Regions from separate parts of the Homo sapiens genome. Here region 1 is linked to region 2. A link is a loop called in an ENCODE intact Hi-C map of the cell type or tissue named here. Cell type or tissue: CD4-positive, alpha-beta T cell. All regions are shown on one strand. Links, peaks and the distances in the headings refer to the core of each region. The heading gives the core; the rest is flanking DNA.

What was found. Peaks named below come from ENCODE experiments on the same cell type or tissue, not always from the same donor. Only the 100,000 strongest peaks of a DNase experiment are listed, where the experiment ranks them.
Region 1: it touches region 2 in a loop (15-fold over the local background); 3 of 110 quality-filtered maps call a loop at or near these places.

Annotation. Positions count from the first base shown.
Region 1 is chr17:31,897,257-31,906,088 of GRCh38, forward strand. UTP6 (UTP6 small subunit processome component) reads right to left here and starts at 4,452. Exons shown (of 19, transcript NM_018428.3): 1 at 4,280-4,452; 2 at 2,390-2,474. The coding sequence starts at 4,371. RefSeq lists enhancers at 3,927-4,076, 4,120-4,711, 4,397-4,446. In CD4-positive, alpha-beta T cell, for the core only: CTCF peaks have their summits at 4,596 and 4,796; a DNase peak (open chromatin) is centred at 4,555; H3K4me3 peaks cover 1,509 bases; H3K27ac peaks cover 904 bases.
Region 2 is chr17:32,344,863-32,353,694 of GRCh38, forward strand. It overlaps ZNF207 (zinc finger protein 207), which reads left to right and starts at 5,295. Exons shown (of 12, transcript NM_001098507.2): 1 at 5,295-5,464; 2 at 6,924-7,050. The coding sequence starts at 5,424. MIR632 (microRNA 632) reads left to right here and starts at 5,247; the gene lies at 5,247-5,340. It also overlaps a transcript of C17orf75 not described here. RefSeq lists a silencer at 1,555-1,736 and enhancers at 4,745-4,864, 5,035-5,384, 7,552-8,061. In CD4-positive, alpha-beta T cell, for the core only: no CTCF peak of the experiment used is centred there; DNase peaks (open chromatin) are centred at 4,399, 5,229, 5,729 and 6,039; H3K4me3 peaks cover 3,921 bases; H3K27ac peaks cover 1,683 bases.

The DNA.
Region 1 (8,832 bases), core at 171-8,170, 450 kb before region 2:
TGGGCAAGAGTGAGTGTATTATTTGGAAAAAAAAAAATCTATTTTTGACATAATATGGTCTTGGCTCATTTTGAGTGAGCAATCTACTCATAGGACCTCTTCCAAAAACAATAGCTTAGCCAAGGTTCATATATTGTTTGTTCGGCTGTCTTTTGTCTTTTTAAATCTAAGCTCAAAACTTCTAGTCTTTTTTTTTTTTTTTTTTTTTGAGATGGAGTTTCGCTCTTGTCTCCCAGGCTGGGAGTGCAATGGCACAATCTTGGCTCACTGCAACCTCCACCTCCTGGGTTCAAGCAATTCTCCTGCCTCAGCCCCTGAGTAGCTAGGATTACAGGCACCCAACACCACACCCGGCTAATTTTTGTATTTTTAGTAGAGATGGGGGTTTCACCATGTTGGCCAGGCTGGTCTCGAACTCCTGACCACAGGTGATCTGCCTGCCTCAGCCTCCCAAAGTGCTGGTATTACAGCATGAGCCACCATGCCCAACCAAAACTTCTAGTCTTATAAACATGTGATCTTGTTATTGGTTCTTTCTGAATCCTGATTCCGTCATCCAACATATTAGCTATTCTCCCCCACTGGAAAATTGGTCTGACATAATTTTTCTTTATTCAAACCTTCCATGCATTTACAAGATGAAAAAATCTTGCAGTACACCTCTTTCCAAGTGGACAGACAATAGATAAACAAGCAGTAACTTTTCAATTCTCTACACTCATCACATTCACTCTCCTCTATCTTGCTCACCAAGAGGCAAATCTCTTGCTGAAGTCCTGATACACACTATGTCTCTGACAATCTCTGATCTACAAACCCAGTAGAAAAAAAAAAGAAAGAAAACGACAAGAGAGAAAGAGGAGGGGAAAAGTAAGTTCAGTTTGGCCAGGACTACAGTCTTAGTGGAGTAATGCTACTCCCAATGCTACTCCTGTTCAGAAATATCTATCTAATGAACGTTTCTGGAATTCTTTTAATTTTTTTAAAAAACTGATGTTGGCCGGGCGTGGTGGCTCATGCCTGTAATTCCAGCACTTTGGGAGGCCGAGGCGGGTGGATCACCAGGTCAGGAGTTCAAGACCAGCCTGGTCAAGATGGTGAAACGCTGTCTCTACAAAAATTAGCCTGGCGTGGTTGTGGGCACCTGTAATCCCAGCTACTCAGGAGGCTGAGGCAGATAACTGCTTGAACCCAGGAAGCGGAGGTTGCAGTGAGCCGAGATCGCACCACTGCACTCCAGCCTGGGCAATAAGAGTGAAACTCCATCTCAAAAAAAAAAAAAATTTGATGTTAAGCTCATCATTCTAGAACTGATTTTAAATTTGTGAAGGAATGGGAGGCTGAGGCAGGAGAATCACTTGAACCCAGGAGGCGGAGGTTGCGGTGAGCGTGAGCAGAGACTGTGCAACTGCACTCCAGCCTGGGTGACACAGAGAGACTCTATTTCAATTAATCAACCAATCAATCAATTTGTGAAGGGATTAAAAAGTAAGGCTAGGACCGAGCATGATGCCTCATGCCTGTAATCATAGCACTCGCTTTGGGAGGCCGATGCTGGTGGATTGCTTGAGGCCAGGAGTTCGAGACCAGCCTAGCCAACATGGCAAAACCCAGTCTCTACTAAAAGTAGCTGGGTGCGGTGCCATACGCCTGTAATCCCAGTTACTGAGGAGGATGAGACTTGAGAATCACTAGAACCCGGAAGGCAGTGGTTGCAGTGAGCCAAGATCGCGCCACTGCACTCCAGCCTGGGTGACAGAGCAAGACTCTTGTCTCAAAAACAAAAATAAAAAAAGTAAGGCTGGGCCCGGTGGCTCACAAACACTTGTAATCCCAGCATTTTGGGCGTGGGCAACATGCCGAAACCCTGTCTCTACAAAAAACACAAAAGCTAGCCAGCCATACTGGCACACACCTGTAGTCCCAGCTACTCCAGAGGCTGAGGTGGGAGGATGGCTTCAGCTCAGGAGGTGGAAGCTACACTGAGCCATGATGGCACCACTGCACTTCAGCCTGGGTGAAAGGCGAGCCCCTGCCTCAAAAAAAAGTAATGAAATTATTAATTATTGGCCGGGCACTGTGGTTCACACCTGTAAGCCCAGCACTTTGAGAGGCCAAGGTGGGTGGATCCCTTGAGATCAGCCTGGGCAATGTGGCAAAACCCAGTCTCTACCAAAAAATTAGCCAGGCATGGTGGCATGCATCTATGGTCCCAGCTACCCAGGAGGCTGAGGTAGGAGAATCGCTTGAGCCTGGAGGGCAGAGGTTGCAGTGAGCAGAGATCACACCATTCACACCACTGCACTCCAACCTGGGTGACAGAGTGAGATGCCATCTCACCAAAAAACAAAAAAGAAAAAAAGAAAGAAATTATTAATTACACACTTACTTGAACATAATTGATAAAGTCTTCCTTGAAAAGGGTTCTTCTCTGGATTTTGTACTCTAGATCGGAAGCCTTCTTAATGATAGCCCTGAGGAGAAAGCCATTTAAACTTCACTTGAAAACTGCAAAAATTAAACGTTTAAGTTTATTTTGAATATATTTAAAACATGTTTTTCAAAATACGAAATTCCTAGAGTTATCTTTCATAAGAAAGTATTATCGGCCGGACACAGTGGCTCATGCCTGGAATCCCAGCACTTTGGGAGGCTGAGGCGGGTAGATCAAGAGGTCAAGAGACTGAGACCACCCTGGTCAACATGGTAAAACTGCATCTCTACTAAAAATACAAAAATTAGCTGGGCGTGGTGGTGCGTGCCTGTAGTCCCAGCTACTCGGGAGACTGAGGCAGGAAAATTGCTTGAACCTGGAAGGCGGAGGTTGCAGTAAGCCGAGATCGCGCCACTGCCCTCTGGCCTGGCGACAGAGCAAGACTCCATCTCAAAAAAAAAAAGTATTCTCTTACACAATTACTTTTGTGTTCTTAAGGGTTCATTTTTAAACTTTCAGGAAAATCATCTTAATCAACTCCCAAAACCAATGACATTCCCACCAGCAAAGCAAATACAATTAAGAACTTTATACCATTTATGTATGGTGTTTTTTTTGTTTGTTTTTTTCTCGCTCTGTCGCCCAGGCTGGAGTGCAGTGGCATGATCTTGGCTCACTACAACCTCGGCCTCCCGAGTTCAAGCGATTCTCCTGCCTCAGACTCCCGAGTAGCTGGGACTACAGGCGCTCACCACCACGCTCAGCTAATTTTTGTATTTTTAGTAGAGACGGGGTTTCACCATATTGGCCAGGCTGGTCTCGAACTCCTGACCTCGTGATCCACCCACCTCGGCCTCCCAAAGTGCTGGGATTACAGGCGTGAGCCACAGCGCCTGGCTGGTATTAATAAAGACTTCTTTTACTCCAAGTTCAGGTCACTTAAATTTTAATAATAAATTTCTTTCCGAAATTCCTCTTATTTCTGAGTTCTCAACATGTAAATTTTTTTAAAAATCTAAATTGCGTCTGCCTTAAAAGACTTATTACTACGAAGGACTTACGGGAGAAGATTCAGAGTCCTTAGCTAAGGAATGAACATATGACAAATATATATTAGGAGAATTTAATGCAAGATGTGCAAGACAGGTGTCTTTAGTAATGGTAACATTAACCTTAACTGAGCACTTTCTAAGCGTCCACACTGCTTTGTTTTGTGTTTCATTAACGAATGCTTACTTTGAAGCTCTGAGTCACATTACTACATTCAGACGTTGCAAAACAAAGCAACAGTCACAGAAACCATTAAAAACTATTAAACATAATTTTAACACGCTACTGAATGTCTACCATGTGCCAGGCGCTGTAGTTAGGCTCTGGAGTAGCATATGAAACTGATTTCAATGGTCCCCACCTTCAAGTCTAGTTAGGAATTTATCCACTCCCCCTGGGCTCTCACAGCACTCTGTTCCCATCCCTACAGCAGTACAAGGTACTACAATCAACTTACAGTACACTGTTATCAAAATATTTAATTTGTCTGTCTCCCCCACCACACTCTGCCCAATTAGCTCCTAATGAGCAGGAATCCTGGGTTTATCACCTTTACAGCCCTAAGACCCGGCTCCATGAAGGGCTGTCAAAACGTCTGATGGGTAAGTAGACGGACGGATTACCTTGCAACGAATGAAAAATTAATTCTGGACATCACCGAAAACGAGAAATGGGCTTCCACCACGTTAGGAAAAGTAAACACAGGTCGAGCGTCCCCACATCTAGCCCCTGCCACACACTCCCAACCTCCCCTCAGGCCGCCTCAGCTCTTCCCTCTCCCCAACCCTCTCTCACTTAATCTCCGCATGACTGAACAGTCCAATGCGCTCCAGCTGTTCCAATTCCGGGAGCCGATCTTCTATGCGTTCCTGAATTATCTCTGCCATGAGGTCCGAGGTCTACAACCCCGCGGGTAGCTTCTCAACAGCGAACACGAGCAGGAAGCTCCCGGTTTCAGGTTCGGAGACCCAGCCCTACCACCGACGCGTCCGGACGTAACGTGCTCCCTAGGTCCCGCCTTTTCCGCTTCCGCCACCTCCTACTTAGGGGAAGGCCCTTCGGCTTCTACAGCCACCGTCCCCTCCCTGTGGCCGATTGTGGGATTGCAGCGAGAACCCGCCCTGGTCTTGGGCAGGACGACTCTAGCGGACAGGAGTTGAGGGGCGGGGCTAGACGGGAGGGAGGGGTTAAGTGCGCGCGCCGCTAGACTTGGACAGCCATCAGGAAAAGCGCCTCCAGGTGTAGAGAGGTGGGCTGCTCAAGCCTGAAAGGGACACGAGATGCATTTTCTTCAGAATATTGTCTCCCATCCCACGTCCTGACTTCCCAACACCAAGAACAACAACAAAAAAAAAAGCAAAGGAGGAGGATATTGTACAATTAAACATTTTTGAAAGCCGGTCGCGGTGGCTCATGCCTGTAATCCCAGCAGTTTAGGAGGCCGAGGCGGGCAGATCACCTGAAGTCAGGAGTTCGAGACCATCCTGGCTAACATGATGAAACCCCGTTTCTACTAAAAATGCAAAAAAATTAACTGGGCGTGCTGGCACGCGCCTGTAATCCCAGCTACTCGGGAGGCTGAGGCAGGAGAATCGCTTGAACCTGGGAGGCCGAGATCGCGCCATTGCACTCCAGCTTGGGCAACAAGAGTGAAACTCCGTCTCTAAATAAATAAATAAATAAAATAGAATTGTTTATTATTTAAATCAATATCCTGTCTTTGTAAGCAATAGCTTTCAAAATATATGTCCCTAGGTGAATATCAGACACTATAAATTCTTTTTAGAAAAGGAGATTTTTGTATTGAAAAGTTTGAGAATTACCAAAATAAATCACTAAGGTATAGACACCCTCCTTAAACCATTGCCCAAGCAACTTAGCATTTCTAAGAGAAACACCAGGCAACACAGCTTGGAGGCAATATTGCTGGTATAGTTAGTAAACCTCAAATGATAACTACATGGTTCAGTTCTTTTTTAGTTCTGGATATAAAAAAGCCAAAGCAGCAGTTCTTGCTAAATCTGCTTATTTCAACATTCACATTAGCACCTGGATCCTGTGTGTGATTTATGAAAGGAGAATGGGCTCAGCAAAACCATGTTCCACCTCTGTGCCTTGCATTTCTTTCTTTCCTTTCACATTTTACCCACTCATCTCAGAACTGAGACGAGGGTTGGCTTGTGCTACACCATTTCTTGAATCCTTCAGCTGTAAGACATGTCAGAAGTGGAAGGAAATCACGAATGTAAGACAAAGATAGAATTTATTTGTAAAAGTAAAATCTCTGGGGCTGTGTTAACAGTAAGAGTGGAGATGACACTAGATAGTAAACTCCATATGGGCAGGGAATTTTTTCCTTTTTGACTGGCTAGATACTCTACAGCTTATAGCAGTGCCTACCATATAATAAGTACTCAGTTAATAAATGCATGACACTAAGAAAAGGTACTTGCTAAATTTCTTTAGGTACAAGGAAGTCAGCAAGTTATGACAGACTGTAATCATTTCAAAGTAAATTTGATAGAGACCTTCATAAATTAACCATGATTTTTATTTTATTTTATTTTATTTATTTATTTAGAGACAGAGTCTCGCTCTGTCACCAGGCTGGAGTGCAGTGGCGCGATCTCGGCTCACCACAACCTCGACTCCCCTGGTTCAAAGGATTCTCCTGCCTCAGCCGCCCGAGTAGCTGGGACTACAGGCACGTGCCACCACACCCAATTAATTTTTGTGTTTTTCGTACATACAGGTTTTCATCATGTTGGCCAGGATGGTCTCAATCTCCTGACCTCATGATCCACCCGCCTCAGCATCCCAAAGTGCTGGGACTCCAGGCGTGAGCCAACGCGCCCGCCCAATTTTTAAATCAAACTAACTATAAATACGCTCCTCCTTTATATTGTTTTGTTTTGTTTTGTTGTTCTTTTTAAGACCGAGCCTCGCTGGCCAGGCACTGTGGCTCACACCTGTCATCACAGCACTTTGGGAGGCCGAGGCCACGGATAACCTGAGGTCAGGAATTCAAGACCAGCGTGGCCAACATGGAGAAACCCCGTCTCCACTAAAAATACAAAAAAATTAGCTGGGCCTGGTGGCCTCTCTCTGTTGCCTAATGGGGAGTGCAGTGGTGCGCTCTCGGCTCACTGCAACCTCCACCTCCTGGGTTCAAGCGATCCCCCGAGTAGCTGGGATGACAGGCGTGAGCCACCATGCCCGGCCTAATTACGTTTTTGTTTTGTTTTGAGACAGGGTCTTACTATATTACCCAGGCTGGAGTGCAGTGGTGTGACCACAGCTCACTGCAGCCTCAACCTCCTGAGCTCCAGCAATGCTCCCACCCCCGCCTCCCAAGTAGCTGGGACTACATGTGTGCCCCACCGCACCTGGCTAATTTTCCTTTTTTCTTTTTTGTAGAGACAGGGGTCTCACTATGTTGCCGAGGATGGTGTTTTTGTTTTTGTAAATAGAGACAGGGTCTCACTGTATTGTCACCATGGTCTTGAACTCCTGGCCTCAAGTGATCATCTTGTTTCCCCTTCTCAAAATTCTGGGATTACAGGCATAAGCCAGCACGCCCAGCGATCCTCCCTTATTTTGAAATTTAGCTTTTTTTTTTTTGAGATGGAGTTTTGCTCTTGTTGCCCAGGCTGGAGTGTAGTGGCGTGATCTTGGCTCACTGCAACCTCAGCCTCCCAGATTCTAGTGATTCTCCTGCCTCAGCCTCCCGAGTAGCTGGGATTACAGGCGCCCACCACCACGACCAGCTAATTATTGTCTTTTTAGTAGAGACGGAGTTTCACTATGTTGGCTAAGCTGGTCTCGAACTCCTAACCTCAGGTGATCCGCCCACCTCGGCCTCCCAAAGTGCTGGGATTACAGGCATGAGCCACCACGCCTGGCCAAAATTTAGCGTTTATGTATATATTCTTGTTGTTGTTGTTGTTGTTGTTGTTGAGACGGAGTGTCAGTTTGTTGCCCAGGCTGGAGGGCAGTGGCATGATCTCGGCTCACTGCAACCCCCGCCTTCCCGTTTAAACGATTCTCCTGCCTCAGCCACCTGAGTAGCTGGGACTACAGGCGCACGCCACCACGCCCAGCTAATTTTTGTATTTTTGGTAGAGACGGGGTTTCACCATGTTGGCCAGGCTGGTCTGGAACTCCTGACCTTGTGATCGATCCACCCGCCTCCACCTCCCAAAGTGCTGGGATGTGAGCCACCCCGCCCTGCCTAGCTTTTATATTTACCTTCAAGAATTATTATGATGGGCCAGGCGCAGTGGCTCACATCTGTAATCCCAGCACTTTGGGAGGCCGAGGTGGGTGGATCACAAGGTCAGGAGTTCGAGACCAGCCTGGCCAACATGGTGAAACCTCCGTCTCTACCAAAAATACAAAAATTAGCCGGGCATGGTGGTGCGTGCCTGTAGTCCCAGCTACTCGGGAGGCTGAGGCAGGAGAATCGCTTGAACCCGGGAGATGGAGGTTGCAGTGAGCCAAGATCACGCCACTGCACTCCAGCCTGGGTGACAGACCGACACTCTGTCCCAAAAAAGAAAGAATTATTATGATGTTTTGGAGGCCAAGGCAGGTGGATCACCTGAGGTCAGGAGTTCACAACCAGCATGGCCAACATGGTGAAATACCCCCCCACTAAAAATACAAAAATTAGCTAGACATGGTGGCGGGAATCCCAGCTACTCTGGAGGCTGAGGCAGGAAAATTGCTAGAACCTGGGTGGCGGAAGTTGTAGTGAGCCATGATCACACCACTACACTCCAGCCTGGGAGACAGAGCGAGACTCCGTCTCAAAAAAAAAAAAAAATACTTGGGAGGCTAAAGCACAAGAATCGCTTGAACCCGGGAGGCAGAGACTGCAGTGAGTCGAGATCGTGCCACTACACTCCAGCCTGGGCAACAGAATGAGAATCTGTCTCAAAAAAAAAAAGAATTATTATGACAGAAATGACAAAGCCTTCTTTTCACTTCTGCATCTCATAATAATAGCTGTCATTGGCCCGGCGCAGTGGCTCACGCCTGTAATCCCAGCACTTTGGGAGGCCAAGGTTGGCAGATCACAATGTCAGAAGTTCAAGACCAGCATGGCCAGCATGGTGAAACCCCATGACTCTGTCTCAAAAAAAAAAAAAAAAGCTGTCATTATGTAGGGCTTATTGTGTGCCCAGCTACTATGTGCACTGTTCTAAGTCCTTTATGTTTTTTTGTTTTTTTTTTTGTGAGCCGAAGTTTCGCTCTTGTTGCCCAGGCTGGAGCACAATGGTATGATCTCAGCTCACTGCAACCTCGGCCTCCCAGGTTCAAGTGATTCTCCTGCCTCAGCCTCCTGA
Region 2 (8,832 bases), core at 632-8,631:
TGCCACTGCACTCCAGCCTGGGTGACAGAGTGAGACTCTGTCTCAAAAAAAAATAAATAAAAATAAAAAAAGAAAGAAAGGAAGTAATAGAGTCCCCCCCAACAACCCTTTCTTCTATTCTTATCTGGATTTCTTCACATTCTTCCCTGTTAATCCCATTTTTTCTAGATTATGGTTTATTCTCTTGATTTGCTCAAGTACTGCCTCCAATATTAGCCAAGAAAGGGTATATATAAAATAATTTTTAAGCTCTTGCATGTCTGAAAATATATCCTCACGTCTTTATTGTATTTTCACATTTGATTGGATATTCCTTAGAAATAGAATTTTAGGGGCCAGGCATGGTGGCACACACCTGTAATCCCAGCACTTTGGGAGGCTGAGGCAGGCGGATCACAAGGTCAGGAGTTCGAGACCAGCCTGGCCAACATGGTGAAACCCCGTCTCTATTAAAAACACAAAAATTAGCCAGGCCTGGTGGTGCACGCCTGTGATCCCAGCTACTCAGAAGGCTGAGGCAGAAGAATCACTTGAACCTGGGAGGCAGAGGTTGCAGTGAGCCAAGATCATGCCACTGCTCTCCAGCCTGGGCAACAGAGTAAGACTCCATCTCAGGGGGGAAAAAAGAAATAGAATTTTAGATTGATATGATTGGACATCGAATTCTAGGTTGAAAAGAATTCCCCTGGCCGGGCGCGGTGGCTCACACCTGTAATCCCAGCACTTTGGAAGGCTGAGGCAGGCAGATCACAAGGTCAGGAGATTGAGACCACCCTGGCCAACATGGTGAAACCCTGTCTCTACTAAAAATATAAGAATTAGGCGGGCGTGGTGGCGCATGCCTGTAGTCCCAGCTACTCGGGAGTCTGAGGCAGCAGAATCCCCATGTTCGTCAGGCTGGTCTTGAACTCCTGACCTCGTGATCTGCCCTCTTCGGCTTCCCAAAGTGCTGGGATTACAGGCATGAGCCACCGTGCCTGGTCCGAATCAACCATTTCTCCAAGGACCTCAGGTTGCTTTTACTGGAGAATGGTATTACAAACCAAGATCTCTGGACAAAGTATGCTTGATATGGGACATTATTGCTTCTAGGCCCTCTCAGCTGATATATGTATCTATACTAACTTTAGTATATACACATATCCATAAATATTTCTCTATGTATCTATTTTAAAATAAACACGAGTTCATTCTGGTGTCTCCAGCTCTAATCCATGGCCGCATGGATCATTCTAGCCTCCTCCCCTTGCTTATCTATAAACTCACTACAACGAGAGGCACAGCATGGTGGCTCACGCTTGTTAATCTTAACACTTAGAAGCTAAGGCAGGAGGATCACTTGAGCCCAGGAGTTCAAGACCAGCCTGGACAACAAAGCGAGACCTTACCTCTACAAAAAACACAAAAATTAGCAAGGCATGGTGGCATGGCCCTGTAGTCCCTGCTACTCCGTGGGCTGAGGTGGGAGGATCCATTGAGCCCAGGAGATCAAGGCTGCAGTGTGCTACGATTGCACCACTGCACACTACCAGCCTGGGCCACCGAAACCCAGCTAATTTTTAATTTTTTCATAGAGACAGGATATTGCTTTGTTGCCCAGGCTCGCCTTAAACTTCTGGCTTCAAGTGATTCTCCCACCTCAGCCTCCCAAGGTACTGGGATTACAGGAATGGGCTAGCGCACCAGGCCTTCTTTAATTTCTAACAGCAATTTTTTTTTGTTTTTTTTTGAGACGCAGTCTCGCTCTGTTGCCAGGCTGGAGTGCAGTGGCACGATCTCGGCTCACTGCAACCTCTGCCTCCCAGGTTCAAGCGATTCTCCTGCCTCAGCCTCCCGAGTAGCTGGAACTACAGGCACACGCCACTAGGCCCAGCTAATTTTTGTATTTTTAGCAGAGACAGGGTTTCACCATGTTGGCCAGGATGGTCTCAATCTCTTGACCTCAGGTGATCCGCCTGCCTAAGCCTCCCAACTAACAGCAATATTTTATTGCTTATTGCTTTCATAGTAAAAGTGTTTTAATCTGTTTATGGTGCTGTAACAAACACCACAGACTGGGGAATTTATGAATAACAGAATTGTATTTCTTTCTTTCTTTTTTTTTTTGGAGCTGGAGTCTCACTCTGACACCAAGGCTGGAGTACAGTGGCACAATCTCAGCTCACTGCAACCTCCACCTGCCAGGTTCAAGCCTCAGCCTGGGTTCTACTGTCTCAGCCTCCTGAGTAGCTGGGATGACAGGCACCCACCACAATGCCCAGCTAATTTTTGTATTTTCAGTAGAGACAGGATTTTGCCATGTTGGCAAGGCTGGTCTCGAACTCTTGATCTCAGGTGATCAACCCACATCGGCCTCCCAAAGTGCTGGGATTACAGGCATGAGCCACCACACCTGGCCAGAATTTTATTTCTTTTCTTTCTTTTTTTTCCCCCGAGATGGAGTTTCACTCTTATTGCACAGGCTGGAGTGCAATGGCGCAATCTCGGCTCACTACAACCTCCGCCTCCTGGGTTCAAGTGATTCTCCTGCCTCAGCCTCCAGAGTAGCTGGGATTACAGGCGCCCGCCACCACACTCAGCTATTTTTTTTGTATTTTTTAGTAGAGACAGGGTTTCATCATGTTGGCCAGGCTGGTCTCGAACTCCTGACCTCAGGTGATCCACCTACCTCAGCCTCCCAAAGTGTTGGGATTACAGGGGTGAGCCACCACCACACCCACTGAATTATATTTTCTTATAGTCTGGAAATTTGGAAATCCAAGATCAAGGCACTAATACTCAGTGTCTGATGAGGGCATTCTTGCTGCATCCTCATTTGGTTGAGGCAAGAGAGAGTAGAGTTTAGTTCCTTCCAGCACTTTAATAAAATCACTAATCCCCCCCCACCCAGTTTACTCATGATTTAATCACCTGCTAAAGGTCCCAACTCTTAATGCTATCACATTGGTGATTACGTTTCAAGCAGTTGGGGGGATATTCAGCACATTGCAATACGGTTTTAAACTTTTTCATTTTTCAATTTATTTTTTCATAGAGATGGTCTCACTATGGTGCCCAGGTTGGTCTCACACTCCTGGCCTCAAGCCACCCTCTTGCCTCAGTCTCCCAAAGCACGGCAATTACAGGCTTGAGCAACTGCACCCAGCCTGAACTTTTTTTTTTTTTTTCTTTTTGAGACAGAGTCTTGCTCTGTCGCCCGGACTGGAGTGCAGCAGAGTGATCTCGGCTCACTGCAGCCTCCGCCTCCCGGGTTCAAGCGATTCTCCTGCCTCAGCCTCCGGAGTAGCTGGGATTACAGGCGTGCCCCACCACGCCTGGCTAATTTTTTTTTGGTATTTTTAGTAAAGACCGGGTTTCACCATGTTGGCCAGGCTGGTCTTCAACTCCTGATCTCAGGTGATCCACCCGCCTCAGCCTCCCACAGTGCTGGGATTACAGGTGTGAGCCACTGCGCACAGCCCAAACTGATCCTTTAAAATTCAAATTTAATTCAGCTCCACACATACTTTGTGTTTTGGGGCAAATTATTCCAGCTCTCTTAAGTCTCTTTTATCTCATCTCTATTAACAAGTTGACAATAATGGCTCCTACCCCAGAGGCTGAGACAAATAATGTTAAAACTCACTACAATGCTTGGCACACGGTAGGTGCTCCATGGATGTCTGCTATTATTTTTTGCTTTTAATAGTAACATAATTTACATTACTAGTTATTATTATATGCTAAGCTCTGTTTTAAGTGCAGCCAAGATGAAGTTTAACTGCCTTGCCCAAAGTCAGGCAGCTAAGCAGTGGCACTGGTGGACTATGAACCCAAGCACTGGACTTTTAACCACCTCTCACTTGCATGATCCTCCAGTTGCCCTCTTAGAACCACTGTGCCTTCTCAGAGACTTCAGCTGAAATCCAACTTCTGAGAATGCTTCTAGGGTTCGCCAGAACCCGCCTTTGCTAGCCTCCCTAGGATTATCTCTTGTGACCAGCACCTTCACTGACAGCTCCAGTCTTTTTTTTTTTTTTTTGAGACGGAGTCTCACTCTGTCACCCAGGCTGGAATGCAATGGCGAGATCTCGGCTCACTGCAACCTTCACCTCCCAGGTCCAAGTGATTCTCCTGCCTCATTCTCCCGAGTAGCTGAGGTTACAGGCGCCTGCCACTACGCCTGGCTAATTTTTGTATTTTTAGTAGAGACAGGGTTTCACCATGTCGGCCAGGCTGGTCTCGAACTCCTGACCTCAAGTGATCCGCCTGCCTCGGCCTTGGCCCATAGTGTTGGGATTACTGGCGTGAGCAACCGCGCCCGGCTATCAGCTCCAGTCTTACCACGATTAGTTTTTCACGTGCCCAGCCTCAAAGACTTAAACTCTTTGCTCCCTTACGGAGATACCCTTTCCTTCACCTTGCTTGCTCCCGTTGACTCCTCAAGAAACCTTTCTTATGTCGGGCGCAGCGGCTCAAGCCTGCAATCCAGCACTTTGGGAGGCCGAGGCGGGCGGATCACTTGAGCCCAGGAGTTCGAGACCAGCCTCGCTAACATGGTGAAACCCCATTCTACTAAAAATACAAAAATTAGCCGGGCTTGGTGGCGCGGGCCTGCAGTCCCAGCTACTCGGGAGGCTGAGGTAGGAGAATCGCTTGAACCCGGGAGACGGAGGTTGCAGTGAGCAGAGATCGCGCCGCTGCACTCCAGCCTGGGAGACAGAGCGAGACTTGGTCTCAGAAAAATAAAACAAAACAAAGAAAAACAAAACTTTACTTGACAACCCAACGACCACTACCACTACAGCCGCCCTAGGACTCCCGCTCTCTGAGGTCCTACAGCACTTCGCATTTCCCTCAACGCCGCACTGAGAACTCTGCATTGTGTACTCGTCTGTCACCAATCTGCGAGTTACAAAGCAGAGACTAACTTATTTGGTTTAGCATTTAATAGGCACATAATCAACATTTACTGTTCAATTGAAACAAAATTAAAATTGGGCGCTGTCTCTATCTTTATTTGTGATCGGCCCTAACTGCACTGGCAATCTTTTCCGTTTTTTTGTTTTCTGTTTTCCATTCGCATGCCCCTTAGCGTACCTGGGGCTCCGGCTCCTTTACAAATGAAACCCAAAGTGCTCCGCAAGCACAGCCAGCGAAAGCGAAAAACTCTGAAACGGACAAGATGGCTGCCACCTCTTCGCGCCTCTTAGTCCCACCCACTCAGGGCGGAGGTCTGCGTCATGTGACCCTCCCCTTCTTGGCTCCGCCTCCTACCGCAGTGCTTGACGGGAGGCGGAGCGGGGAACGAGGCCGTCGGCCATTTTGTGTCTGCTTCCTGTGGGACGTGGTGGTAGCCGTTGGGTTGGGAAAGTGAGGGATTTTTGGCCTCGTTTCTCCTGCTTCTTTTCTCCTCCCTTTTACTTTGCCGGTAGAACACAGTTATGGGTCGCAAGAAGAAGAAGCAGCTGAAGCCGTGGTGCTGGTATCCTTTGTCGGTTTGAAGTCGAGGTCGCGTTGGGGTGCCGGTTGTTGGGGCCTGGGACTAGGAGGCCTGGATTTGGCTTACGGCGTGGAGCGTTTGTATTTAGGCGTCTGCGTGGGTGGCCTGGTGGCTGGGATTGGACTTGGGAAGGCTTCTAGGAAAATGGGGTTCCGAGGTCGACAGGCTTTTGCAGTTGTGGGTCGTGTGACTCTGTGACTCAGGAGGATCTTGTTCGGTGCGAATTTTGGACTCCGGGAGGCGGCCTGGACCCCTCCGCCAGGGACAGTGTCCCCTAGGGACTATTCAGCCACCTTCCGTTGTTTTGGTGACGATTCAACAAGGGACTTTTCTTCGAGTGCGATAGGCTTATTACTTTCATGGAGGGTTGGGGACAGCTTCACAGTCTGTCACCCACTTTTTCTGTTTTTATTTACTTTATGTGTGTTTTGTGTTTATTTTTTCGAATTGGCGGTTTAGTAAAGAACCAAGTTAGTCAACCCTGGTTTCGAACCTTTTTTTTTTTTTTTTTCTTTTCGGGGCGGGAGGAGAACTAGCTTCCGTGTCTCACCCAGAGGCGCCTTAATCTTCAGGAAGCGTTCTCACAGGGCGGAGTTTCTGTTACCCAACTTTGTAGGACTAAAAAGTGCCTATCTTATTAGGAAAACTCTTACTACAGTGTGGTATTAATGCTTTTTCTGGAAGCGTTAATATTCTTTACATTAAAATTGATTTTATTTACTGTTTTGTACGTAAAGGCGGCTTGTTACAGTACTGCGTTTATGTAACAGTTTTAAAAATAGCTTAAATACGGTTACGAATTTTGTAATGTGATTTTAGGAAAATCTGAGTAGTGAGGTAAGAATTCTGTTTTATTGATGTAAGAATTCTGCTTTATTGATTTTATTGATCTGTGAATTTAAATACATTGCTTGGCAACATAAATTCATACGGAATTGGAAACAACTTTATGGATTGTTCATTCGAAATTATGTGATTATTGTTCACCATATAGTTACTCTTAGATTCTAAATATTGCTAAATTCCTAATCCAGTTATTGCTATCGTCTTCATATCTAGTGAAGTAATTGTCTTGACAGAACCTTAGGGATTTCTTAACTGAACTCTTTCCTGTCCTCAGTGTGCATTTGTAAATGTTGAAATATTTATAACAAAAGTTTCACCGACATCTCTGTTAAACACAGGAATTTGACAAAGTATATTGCTGATTATTGAGATGTGTTTTTTGGGGTGGTGAAGAGAGCTGGCCTTCTAGGAAATTGAAAATACTGAAATAACATGGCAAGTGTAGTCCCTAATTGTGTAATAAATATAAAAAGCAGAGTTTCTATACAGTACCATTTTGGTTTTAGCTGTTCCCATATTGTAATGTTATCCATATGTTTTTATTATAGGCAGTGTCATCATTAGGCTGTCTTTGTGCCTTAACAGTATTGATCAGGTATTGTAATAGAGATTTTGATGATGAGAAGATCCTTATTCAGCACCAAAAAGCAAAGCATTTTAAATGCCATATATGTCACAAGAAATTGTATACAGGACCTGGCTTAGCTATTCATTGCATGCAGGTAAGGATTTTTCTTCTGTATTTATTGTCCGCTTGTGATTTGGAAACAACTTGAAAGAATAATCTTTTTTATTTTTTTGAGTTTCGGTCTTGTCGCCCAAGCTGGAGTGCAGTGGTGCAATCTCGGCCCACTGCAACCTCTGCCTCTCGGGTTCAAGCTATTCTTCTGCCTCAGCCTCCGGAGTAGTTGGGACTACAGGCAGCCGCCACCATGCCCGGCTAATTTTTTGTATTTTTAGTAGAGACTGGGGTTTCACCATGTTGGCCAGGCTGGTCTCGAACTCCTGACCTCAGGTGATCCACCCACCTGGGCCTCCCAGAGTGCTGGGATTACAGGCGTGAGCCACCGCGCCTGGCCGAAAGAATAATCATTTATTTCTCTGACAACTGTAGTTTTGTTTTTTTTTTGTTCACTTACTTACTGCAAAAGATAAGATAGCCAATCAGCATTAAAAAAAACAAAAAATTTGTTCGATAGCCATCAAGACAATAAACAAAACTGGCTTTTTATGTTTAAAGAGGGTTTGTATTTGTATTTAGTTTGATAGTACCTTACTAGGTTAGATTGGTAACATATCGAAATCACTAAATATTTCCTGAGTACTTGGAGCAGAGAACAAGGATCAGCGATTTAGATTTTGTAGGTGGTCTGGCCTTAAGAATTAATACTTAATTAGCAGTCATTACTCACTGCCATTGAAGGATCTGTTATTATCTGTAGCTTGGGGCTAGGCTAATTTCAGCAATTTATTTATTGGACTTCTTTTGGAATGGCAGCATTGTACTTTTTGCTTTTGTTTTTAAGAGATGGCCTTGCTCTGTGGCCCAGGCTGGATTGCAGTGACATGGTTATGGCTCACTGCAGCCTCATATTCCTGGGTTCTAGCCGTCTTCCTGCCTCGTTCTCCCAAAGCCCTGGGATTATGGGCATGAGCCATTGTGCCAGCCCAGAATTGTATTTCATTTAATAATTTCTAGGTTTCGGCTGGGCGCGGTGGCTCACGCCTGTAATCCCAGCGCTTTGGGAGGCCAAGGTGGGCGGATCACAAGGTCAGGAGTTCAAGACAGCCTGACCAACATGGTGAAACCCCATCTCTACTAAAGATACAAAAATTAGCCGGGTGTGGTGGCATGGGCCTGTAATCCTGGCTACTGGGGAGGCTGAGGCAAGAGAATCATTTGAACCCTGGAGGCAGAGGTTGCAGTGAGCTGAGATGGTGCCACTGCATTCCAGCCTGGGCAACAGGGTGAGACTCTGTCTCAATAATAATAATAATGACAATAATTTCTAGGTTTTTAAAGTTCTTTTAATAAATAGCGAGAGCATTGTAATTTATATTTTTTAAGATCTAGTAAGTACCTTCATGTCTCATTCAACATTATTCTACTTTGCTTAGTCCTAGAGCTGTCTGAATTTTTGCTAAATTAGACCTTACAGAAATATGAGATGAGCAAATACCAAATCATTGGAAACTACTATGGGTGGGAGGTAGGGAGACGTGATTTCTCCAGGTTTAAAGATAAATTTATATAGATCCTTTTCACTCCAGATACTTTAACAATAATTTAATATTCATTTTAAAATGTTGACCAGATGTGGTGGCTCACGCCTGTAATCCCAGCACTTTGGGAGGCCGAGGCTGGTGGATCACCTGAGGTCAGGGTTTCAAGACCAGCCTGACCAACGTGGTGAAACCCCATCTCTACAAATACCAAAAATTAGCTGGGCATGGTGGCAGGCACATGTAGTCCTGGCTACGGGGGCGGGGGGAGGGCTGGGGGC